Regions from separate parts of the Mus musculus genome. Here region 1 is linked to region 2. Evidence: chromatin loops called from intact Hi-C (ENCODE). Cell type or tissue: heart. All regions are shown on one strand. Each heading gives the region's core, and the rest is flanking DNA. Links, peaks and the distances in the headings are about the cores only.

The links. Peaks named below come from ENCODE experiments on the same cell type or tissue, not always from the same donor. Only the 100,000 strongest peaks of a DNase experiment are listed, where the experiment ranks them.
Region 1: a loop joins it to region 2, with 2.8 times the contacts of the local background. A loop is called at or near these places in 2 of 42 quality-filtered maps.

The regions. Positions count from the first base shown.
Region 1 is chr17:71,220,646-71,228,981 of GRCm38, reverse strand. Lpin2 (lipin 2) reads right to left here. Exons shown (of 20, transcript NM_001357791.1): 3 at 6,832-6,927; 4 at 3,741-4,042. Among named protein-coding and RNA genes, the nearest start is that of Lpin2, 41 kb to the right of the region's middle. In heart, for the core only: CTCF peaks have their summits at 1,651 (motif pointing left) and 3,694 (motif pointing left); no DNase peak of the experiment used is centred there; H3K27ac peaks cover 1,366 bases.
Region 2 is chr17:71,307,712-71,316,047 of GRCm38, reverse strand. Emilin2 (elastin microfibril interfacer 2) reads left to right here and starts at 5,037. Exons shown (of 8, transcript NM_145158.4): 1 at 5,037-5,330; 2 at 5,777-5,899. The coding sequence starts at 5,188. 4930471L23Rik (RIKEN cDNA 4930471L23 gene) reads right to left here and starts at 592. Exons shown (of 3, transcript NR_045460.1): 1 at 420-592. In heart, for the core only: a CTCF peak has its summit at 4,073 (motif pointing right); DNase peaks (open chromatin) are centred at 5,097, 5,527 and 5,934; H3K4me3 peaks cover 2,984 bases; H3K27ac peaks cover 2,948 bases; H3K27me3 peaks cover 994 bases.

The DNA.
Region 1 (8,336 bases), core at 159-8,158, 87 kb after region 2:
ATGTGGAAATGGCGGAAACCTCTGAGAAGCACAAAGCACTGTACTGCAGGTTCAGGGCTCCTCTAGAACACTCAGCTCAATAGTGTACTGAGTGTAAGCCTTACAGAGCAGTAGTGCGCCGACAGCGTACTAAACATAACCCAGAGCCATCCCACTCACTCTAGGGCTGAGAGCACGGAAAGAAAGCGCTGTTACTTCTTCAGTACTACTTCCCTTCTAGCACACTTTCTATTACCTCTTTTTCTATTACCTGCCTTCCCACACAGATAAAAATCACTTAAGACATAGGAATGCATGCATCTTCCAAGATCTTTCTGTTAAAATTCTTCCCTCAATGGACTCTCACATACAATCTTACTCAAAAGGAAAAAAGAACATACTCAAGCAGACACTAGGAACCAACCATTATCTAATAAAAATAAATCAAAGGTTAAACTTTCCCTAAAGAAACGAAAAATTGAGGCTGGGGAGACAAGACAGCTCAGTATGTAGGTTGAATGTGGGATGTAGTGGAGGGCATGGCCAGTGGCTGTGTGGGATGTAGTGGAGGGCATGGCCAGTGGCTGTGTGGGATGTAGTGGAGGGCATGGCCAGTGGCTGTGTGGGATGTAGTGGAGGGCATGGCCAGTGGCTGTGTGGGATGTAGTGGAGGGCATGGCCAGTGGCTGTGTGGGATGTAGTGGAGGGCATGGCCAGTGGCTGTGTGGGATGTAGTGGAGGGCATGGCCAGTGGCTGTGTGGGATGTAGTGGAGGGCATGGCCAGTGGCTGTGTGGGATGTAGTGGAGGGCATGGCCAGTGGCTGTGTGGGATGTAGTGGAGGGCATGGCCAGTGGCTGTGGACTGAATACATCCCTGTGTGTCCACTGTGGTCCTCACTAAGCACATTCATGATGAAGGGCAGCTCTGTATCATTTAGACTGTGTCAGCCTCTCTATTAATGCATTTCTCAGAATACACCCCACAGCTGAGCAGCTTATGGCCGCAGCTCAGTCCTCCTGGAGGGTGAGAAGAAAAATTGTCACAGGCCAGACACCACTGAGTTCATAATACATCCTGAACTCACTCCCACAGCTAGCTAATTCTTACTGTCTAGTTTCTGTTAGATGCATAATTAAACAGACTTTTGTTCTAAGGAAATTTCGGGGGAGGGCTCCTCCAAAGGGTGATGTTAACAGCTTACTAGCATCCAAATGAATGAAGAGCAGACCACTTAGCCCTGAATGCTGCCAGAGGCTCAAGCTCACATGTACCATGATGCCTTCTTACCAAGCAAATAGGTGCTGGCAACCATAGCAACAACTATCACGCAGTTGGGACCCCAGCAGTTCTGGTCGTATATCGACATGTACTGACTGACACTATCTGTTTACAGAATTCCTTTAGCGTTGCAGTTCTCGTGTGTTTAGTAGAGGCTTTGTGTGTGTCTTAGAAATATTGTCACTTCCTGAGATAAAGTTGCTCATTTTTAAAGAATTCTAAAACTTTGCTAATTTTCGGCTCTGGGGACCTAAAAAGCATCACTTCAGGTTGGCTTTAGTGGATCAAAAATTTTAGCTGTGGGCTGAAGAGATGGCTCAGCAGTAAAAAGCACTGACTACTTTTCTGAAGGTCCTTAGTTCAAATCTCAGCAACCACACGGTGGCTCACTTCCATCTGTAATGAGATCTGACGCCCTCTTCTGGTGTGTCTGAAGACAGCTACAGTGTACTTACATATAATAATAAATAAAAAAATCTTTGGGCCAAAGTGAGCAGAGGTCTTGAGTTCAATTCCCAGCAACCATATGATGGCTCACAACCATCTGTATAGCTACAGTGTACTCATATACATAAAATAAATTAATTAATTAAAAAAATTTAGCTGCAAAAACATTTTCAGGATAAGGCATAGAATGGGCATTATAACACACATGTAGGTAACTGCCACATGTAAGTATTTCACAGTTTTATAAAAACACACTTCTTGTCCACTGAAACACTTGACTATGTATAGAACTTTAACAGAGCTGCTCTCAGCACTGAGAGATCTGGAAGTCTCCAAGTTTTTATGCTGGAGGTAAATGGTCCTTCAGAGACTAGAAGCAGGAAAGAGAGACAAGTCTTGAATAAGCAATGCCACATCTCTAAGCAGGTTAAATTCTTTGGGAATCAAAGATATAAAGAAGTAGAATTCATAACTCAGCCTGGTCAGTGTTTTTACTAACTGAAAGACATTCTTTTCAGGACTTAGAGTTGTCATCATTATAATTTACCTTGCTCTGTATCTGATGTATTTTCTCTCTCTTTTTTTTAAAAGTCATCAAATAATTTATAATAGTTAAATGCCTCTTAAATATACATGATATCTTCTGAAGCTAAAAGTAATATGCATTCAACCAGTTTTTAAAATCTATTTGGAACATTAAACATGATAGAAGTAGAAAAAAATCTCTTATGAAGTCCTCTATGAAAGGAAATTGTGAAAAGTTCCTGATTAGACAGAAACCGTTCCATCTCCAAGGGAGAATTACTATTCAGAAAATAGTATAATTATAATACACTAATCATTTATCAATAACAGGTTTCTCACGATTTGACAATTAAAAAAAAAACCTTAATAAGCAAAACACATCAAGGCAAAAGTTAGTCTGCACAGTTTCTATAGCAACACTTTTCTGTGAAAGCCCAGCGTTTCCAGACAGTGTACCATTTCCTTCCAGCAGCTCAGCTGAAATATTCAAATGGGTCAGCATCCCTCTCCTGAGTCCTTCCCCAGTTCCATAAAGGACACTACATGCAGGCCACCTGTCTTAGTCAGGGTTTCTATTCCTGCACAAACATCATGACCAAGAAGCAAGTTGGGGAGGAAAGGGTTTATTCGGCTTACATTTCCATACTGCTGTTGATCGATGCAGGAGTGGAACTCAAGCAGGTCAGAAAGCAGGAGCTGATCCAGAGGCCATGGAGGGATGTTCTTTACTGGCTTGCTCAGCCTGCTCTCTTATAGAACCCAAGACAACCAGCCCAGAGATGGTCCCACCCACAAGGGGCCTTGCCCCCTTGATCACTAATTGAGAAAATGCCTTACAGTTGGATCTCATGGAGGCATTTCCTCAACTGAAGGTCCTTTCTCTGTGATAACTCCAGCTGTGTCAAGTTGACACAAAACTAGCCAATACACCACCTATGGCTGCAGCCTCAAAGAGCTGCCAGGGAGAGAACCACGACAACACTTGTGGATGTCCTTCCAGTGTTTGGGTGAGCACTGGGTCAAACAGGTAGTGAGAAAAACTGTACACCCCGCCTTAAAATGCTAGGCTTGAAATTTTGGACAGTGCTGGCTCAAAAAGTGGTATAGGTTTTGAGATTCCTATTAACTGGTATGAAAGTGTTGAGCAAAATCCCATTCAAAAAACCAAAAGTCTTCTTTAACATAAAAGGGTATTTTGCTCATAAATTCAAAACAAAATGAGAGAGAGAGAGAGAGAGAGAGAGAAGGAAGTCAGTCAGTCAGTCAGTTGGGAGAGAAGAAAGGGAAGGGGAGGAACTGGGAGGGGAAAGACCTGCAGGTTGGAAGGCTCATCCCAAGCCAATCCAAGCTGGCAGAGAAACCACCAGACTGTTCCAAGGAGCATTTAGTAGCATAGCCGAAGGTCTGACAGTGAGGGTAGTGGGATGCGGCTCACACTTGGCCCCACAATAGAGCTGGGGCCCTCTACTGGATGCACACGGCATGGCAAGCACCCGCAGAAGTCCTTACCTTGCTGCCTGGGCTCTCTTCTCATCATCTGAGCTCACACCCACATCACCTACATCTTCTGCAACAGGGGAAGCTGCCTGCTCCTCCTTCCTATTGTCCTGTTTGCACTTCTTTCTCCTTCGTTTCTTCTTTTTCACAGAACTCTGAGTGAAAACTGCCTCTGATTCCAAGGTGTGAGAAACGTCTGAACTCTGAGCTGGCCTTTCATTTCCACTTGATTTCACCAAAGGGGTTTCAATATGTTTAAAGAACTGGTCTTCAGTGGGAATTGGTGAGGTGGCAAGATAAGCAGGTAATTTTTCCTTAAAGAACAAAAGGAAAGTTATCTATGACAAACTGGATGCTCTTTGAGTACACACCTTTTTATAGGGGTAGGAGGGAATAGTTCCTAAGGGCAGAACGTCAAGTGCTAGCAAGACTCAAGTGCTAGCTCATTTCAGGATGTGACTGAGTACAACATGCAAAAGCTGTGGTTGAAGCAAAGCCAATTATTCTGTGCAAAGAGCTGTCCCAGGGCAGCAGCTGAGCATTACAAGGACTGACACAATGTGATGAGGCAGAGGCCAAGGCCAAGGCCACATCTAACAAGGGCAGCAGGGCAGGCGAGAGAAACAGGAAGCCAGCAGGTTTAGAGCCATGTGAACAAATGAATGGGAAGGTGAAGAAGGTGACTGTGACTGTGACTTAGGGACACCTACAGTGAGTGAGGTCAGTCAATGTCATTCCAAATATCCTCTCAGGAATTCAAAACAAAAGGTGGCCCAATGTTTAGAATAGTTAAACTTTCAACTTAATACTGAATAAACTAATCTAGTGAATTTCTTGGCCTTTCAAAAGAAAGGAGAGGCACATTAGACAGGCATAAATTAACTCCATAACTTAAATGGTCAAAATTTTATACAATAGTTCAAAAAAAGTGTGTTTTCATAACTAAAACTTTTAACTTGGATTTGGTAAACACCCTGCAGCTGAAAGTTTAGTTTACCAGCTCACCACCAATATACAACTGCCATAGCCTGAACGCCCCCAAGGCACCCAGATGAGGCTCATGTGCCCTAATTTCTAGAGGTTTCATTTAATGGGTTTTGTTACTTATCAAGGTGCCTTGCATTTCAAAGCTGTTATGGTTTTCAGGAGTGTCTTCCAGTTTTATCACAGAAGTGTCTGGGGTGAGGGAGAAAGTACCCGGATGTCTACGCTAGTTGGTTTTTGTCAGCTCAGCACACACCTGATATATCTGGGAAGAGGGAATGTCAGCTGAGGAACTGCCTGCCTTAGACTGCTCTTTGGTTGGGCAAGTCTGTGGGGTTTTTTCTTCATTAATGTCTGACGTGGGAGGGCCCAGCCCACGGTGGTTGGCTGTGTAGGAGAGCAAGCCATGAGGAACAAGCTAGTCAGCCACGATTCTCTTTAGTTTCTGCCTCCAGGTTCCTGCCCCAACTTCCCTTCATATAGTAAGCTGTAAGGTGAAATAAATTCATGGTATTGATCACAGCATTAAAAACCTAGCTAAGGCATCTACTAACCAATAAGACAAGGGCTAGATAAGCCAGTGAAACCTCACCATGGAAACTGTGCAGCTATGAAAGAGGCTGTTTCAGAATCGCTGACTGAAAAGCAATGTTGATGTGGACAATTATGTGAGAAGAAGTCAGAGAAACAGACTAAATAAACAGTACCTGATGAGTTTTGTTACCTTCTAATTCACTTTAAAAGCACGTCTTTATTTTATTATTATTTTATTCATAGTATATGTCCTAGTACAGTAATTCTAATGTTTGTTTAATGAATTTGGATATTTTTATTTTTACTGTGTTGTTTTGTTTTGCAACAGAGCCTATGTAGCTCTGGCTGTCCTAGAACTTACTATCGTGCAGTGGAATCTGCTCACAGAAAGAAACCGCTAAAGCAGGGTTTCCAGAGAAAGGCTGGCAGTACCTGCAGGCAAGAGCTCTAAAGAACCCCCATCTCCTGGGTTATGTGGTGACAGCCAGCTAATATTTATTATGCTTCACTTGCTCTTTGCCTCTTCTGAGGAGGTGAAATGTTGTTTATGTCACGTCAATGCAGATGAGGTAGTAACACACCAGCAAGAGGGCCAGGGACACAGCAGCCAGAGGAGGCTCCTTTGTAGGCTGCAGGACGCACAGAGCAGCACCTCATGCTCATAGGCAAACACTGACCAAAGTAAACTAACGCTGCTTGCTGCTGGTCACTCTTGCTGTCATCAGGCTAGAAGCTCACCCGCAAAAGCCTGTGCCCTAATAACTTGAAACTTCTTAATTTTGTTATAAGATATAATTTCTTATGGAAAAAGATATAATGACGCTCCTATAGTTTTAGAAAAGAGTCACAATGACTGCGTCAAGAATAGTTTGTTCTTGTCCCAAGTGGGTTATGTGTGTCTGGAGTGCACAAGGACAGGGACTTGTATAGACTTGTAGAAGAGGCCAAATGTATACTAAAATATAGAAAGCCATAGGCCAATCAGTTTCTATCTCTTGACATTATAGGTCAGTGGTTCTTAAAGTCATGGGTATAACGTTGCTAACCAAACAAAAGAGTCATTCTTGAAAGCCTCATATGTGTATGTGTGTGATCGTGCATGTGTGTACATGCGTGCATGTGTGTAGTGGACTCGTGTGTGGCACAGCATTGAGTTCTCTACATCTTCATGTGGAGATAAAAAACGCAGGCTTGTCAGGCCTATGTGAAATGTGTCTTTAACACTGAGCTCTCTTTCTGGCCCCAGAAACATCTCTTCTAAATTTAAAGGTCACATATATACACTTGCACACTTAGTCTAAAGAGATATGCCTCAAGGCAGGGCTGAATAACTTCAAGTCAAACCGTAAGCTATGATGGCTATGAAGCAGGAAATCCCTTTGATATCACAACAAGCAGCTTTCTGCATGCTCTCTGGACTCTGAAAGCTGGTGTGAGCTCTTTTCTGAGAAGTTGATTTCAACATATAACAAAAGCTTGTTTAGTTAAAAATAATTATTCACACAATCATGGAAATAGTGGAAGAGCTGTTTTGTGACATGCTATAGAAGCCTGGCTCAACATGCAAAGGGCTTTGAGAACTCACATATTCTTCTTCAGTCTCCTCTACAAAGAAGGCTTCCCCATTATCACCCAATTTCATGTGAAGATCCACAGCACTGCCATTGATTTCTATGTCAATCTGAGGAGGAAACAAGTGTGGTTTAGCATGAAGAGTCTTTTCCTTCAGGCTTAGCCAAACCCAAATTCTGGACTCTCCAGCCAAACTTAGCACTGGGTTTCTAGAGCTACAGTCCCAGAGAAACACTGTTAATAACCCACAGATTCCCCCCCCCCAACAAACTTGGGGAACACCGGTAACCATGGGTTGAAAGAAAATGTTTTCACAGCATTTCAAAAGTTTATTTCTTAATCTCTCAGTTTTCTTTTCTTTCTGGAGAACAAGGCCTGGCTACGCTGATCTTGAACTCACAGAATCCTGCCTCAGTTTTCAAGTGCAGAGGTTACAAGTTGAGTCACTACACCCAGCTTAAACTTCATAATATTGTGAAATGGGAGAAACATTCTGCACTTGCAAGTTATAGCATAAGCAGGGCTCGTATTGCAGAACTCAGACATTCAAATGTTTCACTGACTCTAGTGTTGAGTTGTGAGCATAGTTCCTGTGAGTATTTTTAACCCAGGTCACTATGCAACAGCAGACACTGTCAGGACCAGTGAGCAGCCACTGGCCTTCTGCAGACTGTGCTGGTGACTGGCTACAGAGTTTTGTTACTCAGTTCAGCCACAGAGTGAAGTGTGGTAGGCATATGTGTATGTGTGTATATGTATATACATCGTTGTGTATGCATGGGTGCACATGTATGTGTGTGCATGGGGTCCGAGATCAAGCTCGGGTTCTAAGTCCTTAGGTGTCATTCACCTTGTATAAGACAAGATTTTCACTGGGATGGGGACTTGCCTGCTCAGGGGGTGCTGGCTGGGCAGAAAGACCTAGGGATCTGCTCATCTGTCTCCCCAGAGCAGATAACAGCACATGCTACCATGCCCAGCATTTACATGGGTTCAGAAAATCAAAGCTAGGTTCACATACTTGTACAGCAAGCACTTTACTGACTGAACTCTCTCTCCAGACCTCAAGTAACATTTTGTAAAATTAAACAACTCAAAGAGGTAACTATTGAACAAGATATGAAAATACAGGGGGGAAAAAAAAGGAAAGAACTGATAGTGTTGTACGGAAAATCTAGCTTTTCCAATGTGGTGTCAGTAAGTCAGTGTACACTCTCATCAAGGATGTTCTCCTTGTACCAGATGGAGAGCACTACAGAAAACCACCACCAGTCCAAATGCAGAGCTGTGGAGCCCAGTCCCAATGGATGCACAAAATCCTGCACGCTGCTGGAACACTGCTGAAGAGGGGCAGAAATACTGTAAGAGCCAGACAGGCTCAGGAATTTGCTGTTAGACTGTGTTCCTTAGGAATGTTAGAGGTGTCACCCGTAAAACCACATGGCCACCCAAACACGCTCATCACAAGGATACCACAAAAGCGCAATAACGTGGATGAGGTCTCAGCTCTAGAAAGCC
Region 2 (8,336 bases), core at 264-8,263:
ACTGGAATGAATGAAGCTAAGTCGGGGGCTGGAGAGATGGCTCAGCTGTTAAGAGCACTTGCCAGCTCTTCCAAAGGTCCTGAGTTCAATCCCCAGCAACCACATGGTGGCTCACAACCATCCGTAAGGAGATCTGACTCCCTCTTCTGGAGTGTCTGAAGACAGCTACATATAATAAATAAATAAATCTTAAAAAAAAAAAAAAGAAATGTGTGTAGAAATGTGTGTGTGTGTGTATACAAAATGTGATATGTATGTGTGATTGTGTGTGTGTATATATATATGATATACACAAAATGTGTGATATATATTTATATATAAATTAAGAACTCCATAGAATATATTTTGGTCATATCCCATGTCCATCTTCCCTTTCCCTGTCTCCCAACTTCACACCTTCTTTTTAAGAAATAACTCACCAAGTCCCGTTTGCACCACTCATATATTCCTGAATGTGGAGTCATCCCCTGGAGCTTCCAACCTATAGGGGCCAAACTTAAAGAAACCTGGCCCTCCTTCTCCCAGAAGCTATCTGAAGTCAATATCTCCTCAGCCAGATGTGGGGTTCATGCACTTCTTCCTGTTCCATGCTGCCTGTAATGCTGGTCTGCTCCTGTGCAGGGGACCATGGCTGCTGTGAGGTCATAAGGGCAGTGGTCCTGTCACATCCAGAGGACACTGGTTGCTGGGCAGTGGTGGCACACACCTTTAATTCCAGCACTTGGGAGGCAGAGACAGGAGGATTTCTGAGTTCAAGGCCAGCCTGGTCTACACAGTGAGTTCCAGGACAGCCAGGGCTATACAGAGAAACCCTGTCTCGAAAAAAACAAAACAAAACAACAACAACCAAACAAACAAACAGAGGACACCGGTTTACTCTGGCTTTCTGACCTCTGGCTCTCTTTCTGTCCCTTCTTCTGAGATAGGTGGCAAGCACCTTATGTTATAACCAACAAGTAAATGAAAGAAATAATTTTTTTAAATGTGAGGTACTAAGGGTAGAACTCAGGGCCTTGTGTCTACCGTGGAAGTTTCTACCAGTGAGACTTCCAGGCAGAAATGGGTTTTGCCAAACTGTTTCATCTTGGAGTTTTAGGGCTCGGGGTACAACTTGTGGGGTGCTGTTTTACACGCCCACAGTTCAACCCATACAAAAGAAAATTCATCTGAGACTTTTTGCTTTGGGTTAACTGATCACACCAATCAAAGGTGCAAGTTATTATGGGGGTACTTTCATCTTAAACTCAAGAGAAATTCCACATACTGTCAGCATAAACTGGGTTTCAAGAACTCTGAGGGGCATCAGCAATTAAGTACCAGAATCTAAACTTGCAATATTTTGCCCACTATACTTATGCTATTGCCCACTACACTTATGCTATTGCTACTGCTGGAACCAGACGACCTGCCCAATTGCTTTGTTTCTTAGTGTGCTTAAACATTCTCTCTGTACAAAGCTCTGTTTCTTGTGGAAAGTCCTTTTAGCTCCTGAGGTTGTGGCAACCCCCTTTCCAACTGAATGAGAAAAGAAGCTATCCCTTCGAAGCCCACTGGGTGCTAAGGGTTCTATCTTCTTGGAGAAGCCCTAAGCCAAATATACTGCACCTCTGTTTGGAGAAGCCTGGATGGTAAGCATGGGCTCACTCGAGGCCTGTCTGCACAGTGCACCCACTCCGTTCTGTGCACAGGAATTACCTGGAAGCTCTATAAAGTTGGAGCTTTCTCATGGAGACCAGTAGTTCTGCACAACACCTAGCATGTGACAGACTCCCAGAACAGCCAAGTGTAGCACCACAAACCTGTGATTCCAATGTTAGAGGCTGAGGCCACGAGTTTAAAGACAACAGGGGCTTCATAGTTAGACTCAATCTCAAAAAAACAAAACAAAACAAAACAAAAAAACCAACCAAATGAAAAGACTTGCACATAACTGGTGCTCAGAATAAAATGTATCTACAGAGAAGAATCTTTTTTTTTTTTTTTTTGCTGATTAAGTATAATTGTCTCTTGGGATCTTAGGATTGCTTCCACCACCCTTGGGGTTGCTAAAACCTTTGAGTCTACAAGACCCTTATATAAAGTGGCATAGCATTTGCATCTAACCTGAGTACAAGTTCCCAAGAGCCTCAACCAGCTTCAGATAACTTATGATCTACTATGTTATCTACTTACATAAATCTACCTATGATTTACAATGGAAATACCACTTAGAATACAGTGTTGCTATGTTGGGTTGTTTAGGGACCAAGTACAATAGCATATTTAATGCAGGCCCAATTTTGCCTTTCTAAGTATTTTTACAATATGATTGTTTGCATCTGGGAATGTGTAGCCCACAGGGACAAAGGCTGAATGGTCAGTCCGTCATCTCAAAGCAGGGTCGACTCTCTAAGTCTTGAATGGCCTCCTGCTTTGTTTTGTTTTCCATGTTGGGAATTGAACATATGGCCTTACATGTGCTCGGCAACATCGGACCACCGAGTTGTATGCACAGCACTTCCTGGAATGACTTTTATTCAACAGAAAAAGCAGCTTGTGCCACCAGGTCACCTCACTTCCAAGTCTGAGAATGGCCTATGCTAAAAGCAGTTTGCACAGGGTATTGAATCCCTTAATGCTAGCACCTGGGAGACAGAGGCAGGTAGATTTTTGTGAGTTGGAGGATAGCCTGGTTTACATAGGAAGTTCCAGGCCAGGGCTACATAGTGAGAACTTGTCTTAAAAAACAAACAAACAAACAAACAAACAAAAAAGGAAAATTGGGCCTGGAGAGATGGCCCAGTGGTTAAGTGTCTATACTGAAGACCCTAGTTTGATTTCCCACAATCACATCAGCCTGCTCACAATTTCCTGTAACTCTATCTCCAAGAGAGTCAACACCTTTGGCCTCTGCAGGCACCAGCACTTTTATATATAGGTGTGTGCACTCTCTCTCTCTCTCTCTCACGTGTGTGTGTGCGCACACATACATGTACTCACATGCACACATGAACACACAGGCACTCACACGCATACACACACATGGGCACTCACATATGCACACACACACACCCATATACACATGCACGTGCACACACTGCATGCACAGGTATATGCACATGCACCCGTACACACATGCATGCACACACATATAGGTGTACACATACACACACATACACACACAAGCACGCACACATGCACACACCCATATATACATGCACACGTGCACGCACATACTGCACACACAGGTGCTCACGTGTGCGCATACACACACACACACACACACACGCACGCACACACACACACACATACCCACATGCATACACACATGCTGCCGGTTGTTGATGGACATAACTTGTGGGTTGCCCCCTATTTTTTCCTTCACGCAGTCTCCATTTCTAGACTAGATCTTCCCCAGGACACTCAATGGACAAAATGGAGGTTAGAGCTGGGTGACAGAGAAGACAAAGAGAAAGGCATAGATCAGGTTACACAGGACAGTCTTTTATCTTTGTTATTTCTCCCCCGTGGCTCTTTTGAAGGCAGGATGACTTCAGTCCACTATTTGTATAATCTTCCACTTGGAAAGTTCATGAACGGATTATGTCCTTACATGGTACAATTTTCTACTTTGGGAATTTTCTTTCTTCAATTTGCAAATCAAAAGGACCCAATAAAACCATCAAAGCAAAGCATATGAGAAAATAAAACAACCAGTGGCTTCATTTAGTTTTATCAAAACATAGCCAACTTTCCCTGTCCCTCCAACCCCCAGCCAACAGTGTCATGTTAGTTCACAGGTACAGCAGTGAGCCTAGGCTTGCCAACTAGGGCGGGTAGGAGCAGCAACTAATTTCAAAGGAATAGCTCTCTCTCTCTCTCCTCTAGAATACCCCTCCTTGGTGGTGCAGTGTGTAGCCTAGGCTAGCCTCTAAGGTGAGTCTCTTGCCCCAGCTTCCCAAGTAGAACACCCTACCCTCTGTGGCTGATTTTATCTGTGGAGTCACTTTGGTCAGGCTATAGAGAAATTGGCAAAGACCCCTGTAGCGTTTGAATAGGCAGAAAACATGACCAACAGGGGGAGCAAGAGAGGGAGGGAAGGATGGAGGAATGAAGGGTTGGAGGGAGGCAGGAAGGCACCAACAGAATCTGAACTATTTAGATGCAAAGACAAAAAAAAACTATTATAATAAATGGTCTTTTAAAAATGTTTGCCCGCACATACATACTGTGTGCGTGTGTGCAGGCCAGAGATTAATGTCTTGTATCCTCTTGTCAATTGCTCTCTCTGGCACTCCCCCCTTGAGCTAGGGTCTGTCAGTGAGCCTGCAGCCTCAGAGATTCTTCTGTCTCCACCTCCTTAGTACTGGGATTACAGGTTTGTGAAAGCCTGTCTAACTTTTTATGTGGGTGCCTGAGGATCTGAACTCATGTCTTCATGTTTGCGCAGCATTTTACCGACCGAAACATCCGCCTTTAATACTGATGGAAAGAGAAACGTCCGAGCAGGACATCTCCTCATAAACACTGGAGTAGCAAATGACAGTTTGCAGCTGCGGGGAGGCAACCCCACTATCCAGGAGCAGCCCGCGCATTTGGAAAGTTCAAGCCGTGTACTAGCTGCGCCTAGGAGAGCTCCTGCGTCTTCAACTTTCGCCCAAGACCTTAAAGATTGATGGGTAGACGGCGGTGGGGCCTCAGAGGAAGAAATCGACGCTGAGTCCCCCTTGAGTAGGTTCCCCCCGCCGGGGGGGGGGGGCAATAACTGATGGGTGGTCCTGGGCTTCTGGCCGGAGAGAGGCCCCGGGGGATCGAGGTGGGGACCGCCCGAAGCTTGCTGCACTTCCGGAGGGGCTGGGGTCGCGCTGTTTGGAAGGTGAGAGGCGGAGCTGCTGGCGTTTGGGAAGAGACCAAAGGAATGTGTAATTGAAAAGTCTGTAACCAAGACCCCGGTTCCTAACCCTTTGGCTCTTTCCCCGAACCCCCTGCCGAGAGGCGATGGGCCGAGAGATGGTGAAGGGAAGAGTCACGTTTCGGAGAGGGAAGTGAATTAAAGAGGGCGGCACCCGGGGGGACCTGTGCGTCATTGAGGGACCGCGGAGCGGCCAGTGCGGAGGCGTGGGGACGAAGAGCCAGAGGGGCCGCCGAGCGCCCGAGCCCGCTGCCGGTTCCCGCGGCCCCGCCGCCTGCAGCCTTGTGGGGCTCAAGATGTGTCAGGAGACCCCGCCCCGACCCCGAGCACCCAGTCGCTGGACGCCGGCCCTGCTGGCCCTGCTGGCCCTGGGCGGCGCGGGACTGTGCCACGCGAGCTCGCAGCCTGGGTACCACGCGAGGCCCAGTGCCAGGAACAAGTAAGAGTGTGTCCCTTATGCTCGCCCCCAGCCCTAGAGTCCCAGATCCTAGGCGGTCACTCCCGAATCCGCCTGCGGGCTCCAGAGCTGCCCCGGCAATGGCGACGGGCGGTAGCAGAGAGAGCCCCATAGGCTTTTGGGGTGTCGCCACCCCCGGGTGGCCATGTGCTCCCCACCAGGCGCCCCAAGCATCCTGAAGCGAACCCGGGCAATGGGGAGTGTTCGGCAGAACTACGGGATCTGCCACCGAGCCCGAACACGAACACATCCTGTTCTGCAGGTTTGGGACTCTTTGGTGTTCCAAAGACGCAAGAGACACCCTGGGGTGGCAGCTTTGGCAAGCTCCTGCCTTCAGCGCTGGTGACCGCCAACTTGTTGGGTCAATTCGTCTCCCCCTTCTCCCCATTGTTCTCCAAGTTTATCCAGCCCTTTTCTCTCTACCCCAGAAACTGGTGCGCCTACATCGTGAATAAGAACGTGAGCTGCACGGTACAGGAGGGAAGCGAGAGTTTTATTCAAGCTCAGTACAACTGTCCCTGGAACCAGATGCCCTGTCCATCCGCCCTGGTGTAAGTCGGGGAGCACGAGGGCCGAGTGGGTGGGTGAGGTGGAGCGCTGGACTTCAGTCCTTGTGGAAATCTCTTCCAGACCCTCTACAAAGTCTGATATCTGCACGGCTCACAGCTACTCTGGGCTATTTAATGGTGTGCTGTTCTGCGTGAACCTTGAAGATGCGCAAAATTTGGGAGTTTGAGATTCCCTAGGCCACAGGAGAGGATGAACAAAGGCCCCACCCCCATCTCTCTCTCTCTCTCTCTCTCTCTCTCTCTCCTCTCTCTCTCCCCCCTCCTCTTTCAATTTTATTACTAACATAAGGCAGCTGAACCTAATTAGATCCATATTGTATGTTCTGGGTCGCATAGAGATTCTAAAATGTTTTAAATGAAGGATTAGCCGAGAGGTTTGACCAGTTGGAGTTCTGAAGGAGGTGAGTTTTGTCCCAACTGTCCTCTTCAGCGTTATGATTTTCTAAACTAAACTCCTCAGGTTGCTTTAGAACGTTTGTCCCTTTTCTTCTCAAGTTGGGTTTGTGGATTCTTGAGGCAGATCTCCGAATGGAATAGCCCTTGGTGATGTGCAGAATAGTTAAACATCTTTTTTGCTCATAAAGATTCCAGCATCTTAAAAACTGGGCACGGGGGCGGGGTGGGGGGGGGGCGATGATTTGTTAGCGCGGGTTCTGCGAACACATTGTACTCACCCAATTGGTGATCAGGGAGCTCTTTGAGTTTTTGTGGAAGCCAGATCTCAGGAGACCGCTGGTGTGGATAAAAGGCTGTTGGGGACACGTGATGGTGAGGATTGTTTCCACTAAGAATAAGCTGTTTGTCTTCGAGCACATTGTCAGCGCCGTACAGAATGGTCAGTGGTGGGCAGTTCTGTCTCTGGCCGGGCTCAGGACAGGCTGAGCTTGTATCCCCAGCAAGCTGATTCAGGGGGCAGGGAGCAGACAAGGCTGTAGACAGTAGGTCACCGGGTCCCACCCAGGCTGCGTGTGGGAACCACAAGCAGGTAGAGAGTTCCTGAGAGGCAAAAAGAAAGTTATACAAACTTGCAGAAACACAGGGAAGCCCTTTACTTTTTATTTTTTAACATATAGGGGAAACAGCTGATACAGATTTCCTGGCCGGCCCACACAGAGATTCAGAACTGTCAACCTGCCTTAAATTGGTCTGTATTTCGATTTAGACTTCACAGTCCATGGCCAGCTACTGGTGACAGGACAGCCAAGTGAGGTTTTGACACTGTGACAGAAACACGAACTGAGTATTCGACACAGTCCAGAAGGGTTTGCTTGCCATTAGAATTGGATTGAGAGCCAGGACAATTTCATTCACTTTACACAAGAGTTATATTTTGTATTTTCCTACAATTTTAATTCTTACTATGACACTTCAGAGATAAATTTTTCATTAAAAATAAAAATTAAGAGGGGTGGGTGGGGAGATGGCTCAGTAGGTAAAGAGTACTTGCTATGCCAGCTTGAGACCCTGAGATTGAATCCCTAGCACTCACATAAAAACACTGGAGATGGGGACTGCCAGGCAGCCTCAGCACTACGAAATGGTGGGCAGTGTGGGATGGCTACTTCCTGCTTGCTACCAGCTAAGCTCCAGGTTCAGAGAGAGACCTTGTCAGAGGGTAAGGTAGAGAGTGAAAGTTGGACATCTGACATCTCTGCTTCTACAAGCGTCTGCACGTGTGTGTGCGCACACTGAACATACACACCTGCACACATGTGCACACACACTGAAGACACCCATACACAATGAACACATCTGTATACACATGCGCACACACACTGAACACATATGCATATATGTAAACACATGGGCACACACATGTACATACTGGACACACACAAATAATACATGCATACATACATAATAGTTACATGCATGCATACATACATACACACATACATATATAGAAATTTGTGTTTCTAGGGGTAGTTTTTTTGAGACAGGGCCTTATTATGAAATCCTGGTTGGCCTCAAACTTAGATATCTGCTTGTCTCTGCTTTCTGAGGGGCTGAGATTAAAGGCATACACCAGCACACTTGGTGATAATTGTGGGGTTTTGTTTTGTTTTGTTTTGTTTTTAATTTGGGCATTTGAAGCAAGGTTTGCTAAGTAGCCTGAAATTTACATATAGCCCAGGCTGGTCTTGAACTCAGGGTGATCACACCTTGACCCCTAGAGTGCTGGAGCTATAGACACAGGCTCTGATCACACCTTGACCCCTAGAGTGCTGGAGCTATAGACACAGGCTCTGATCACACCTTGACCCCCAGAGTGCTGGAGCTATAGACACAGGCTCTCCTTCTTGCTTTGCTTGTTGTTTAAATGCTAATTTGGTGCTGGGGATGGCCAGGCAGTGGTGGCGCACGCCCTTAATCCCAGTACTCGGGAGGTAGAGGCAGGCGGATTTCTGAGTTCGAGGCC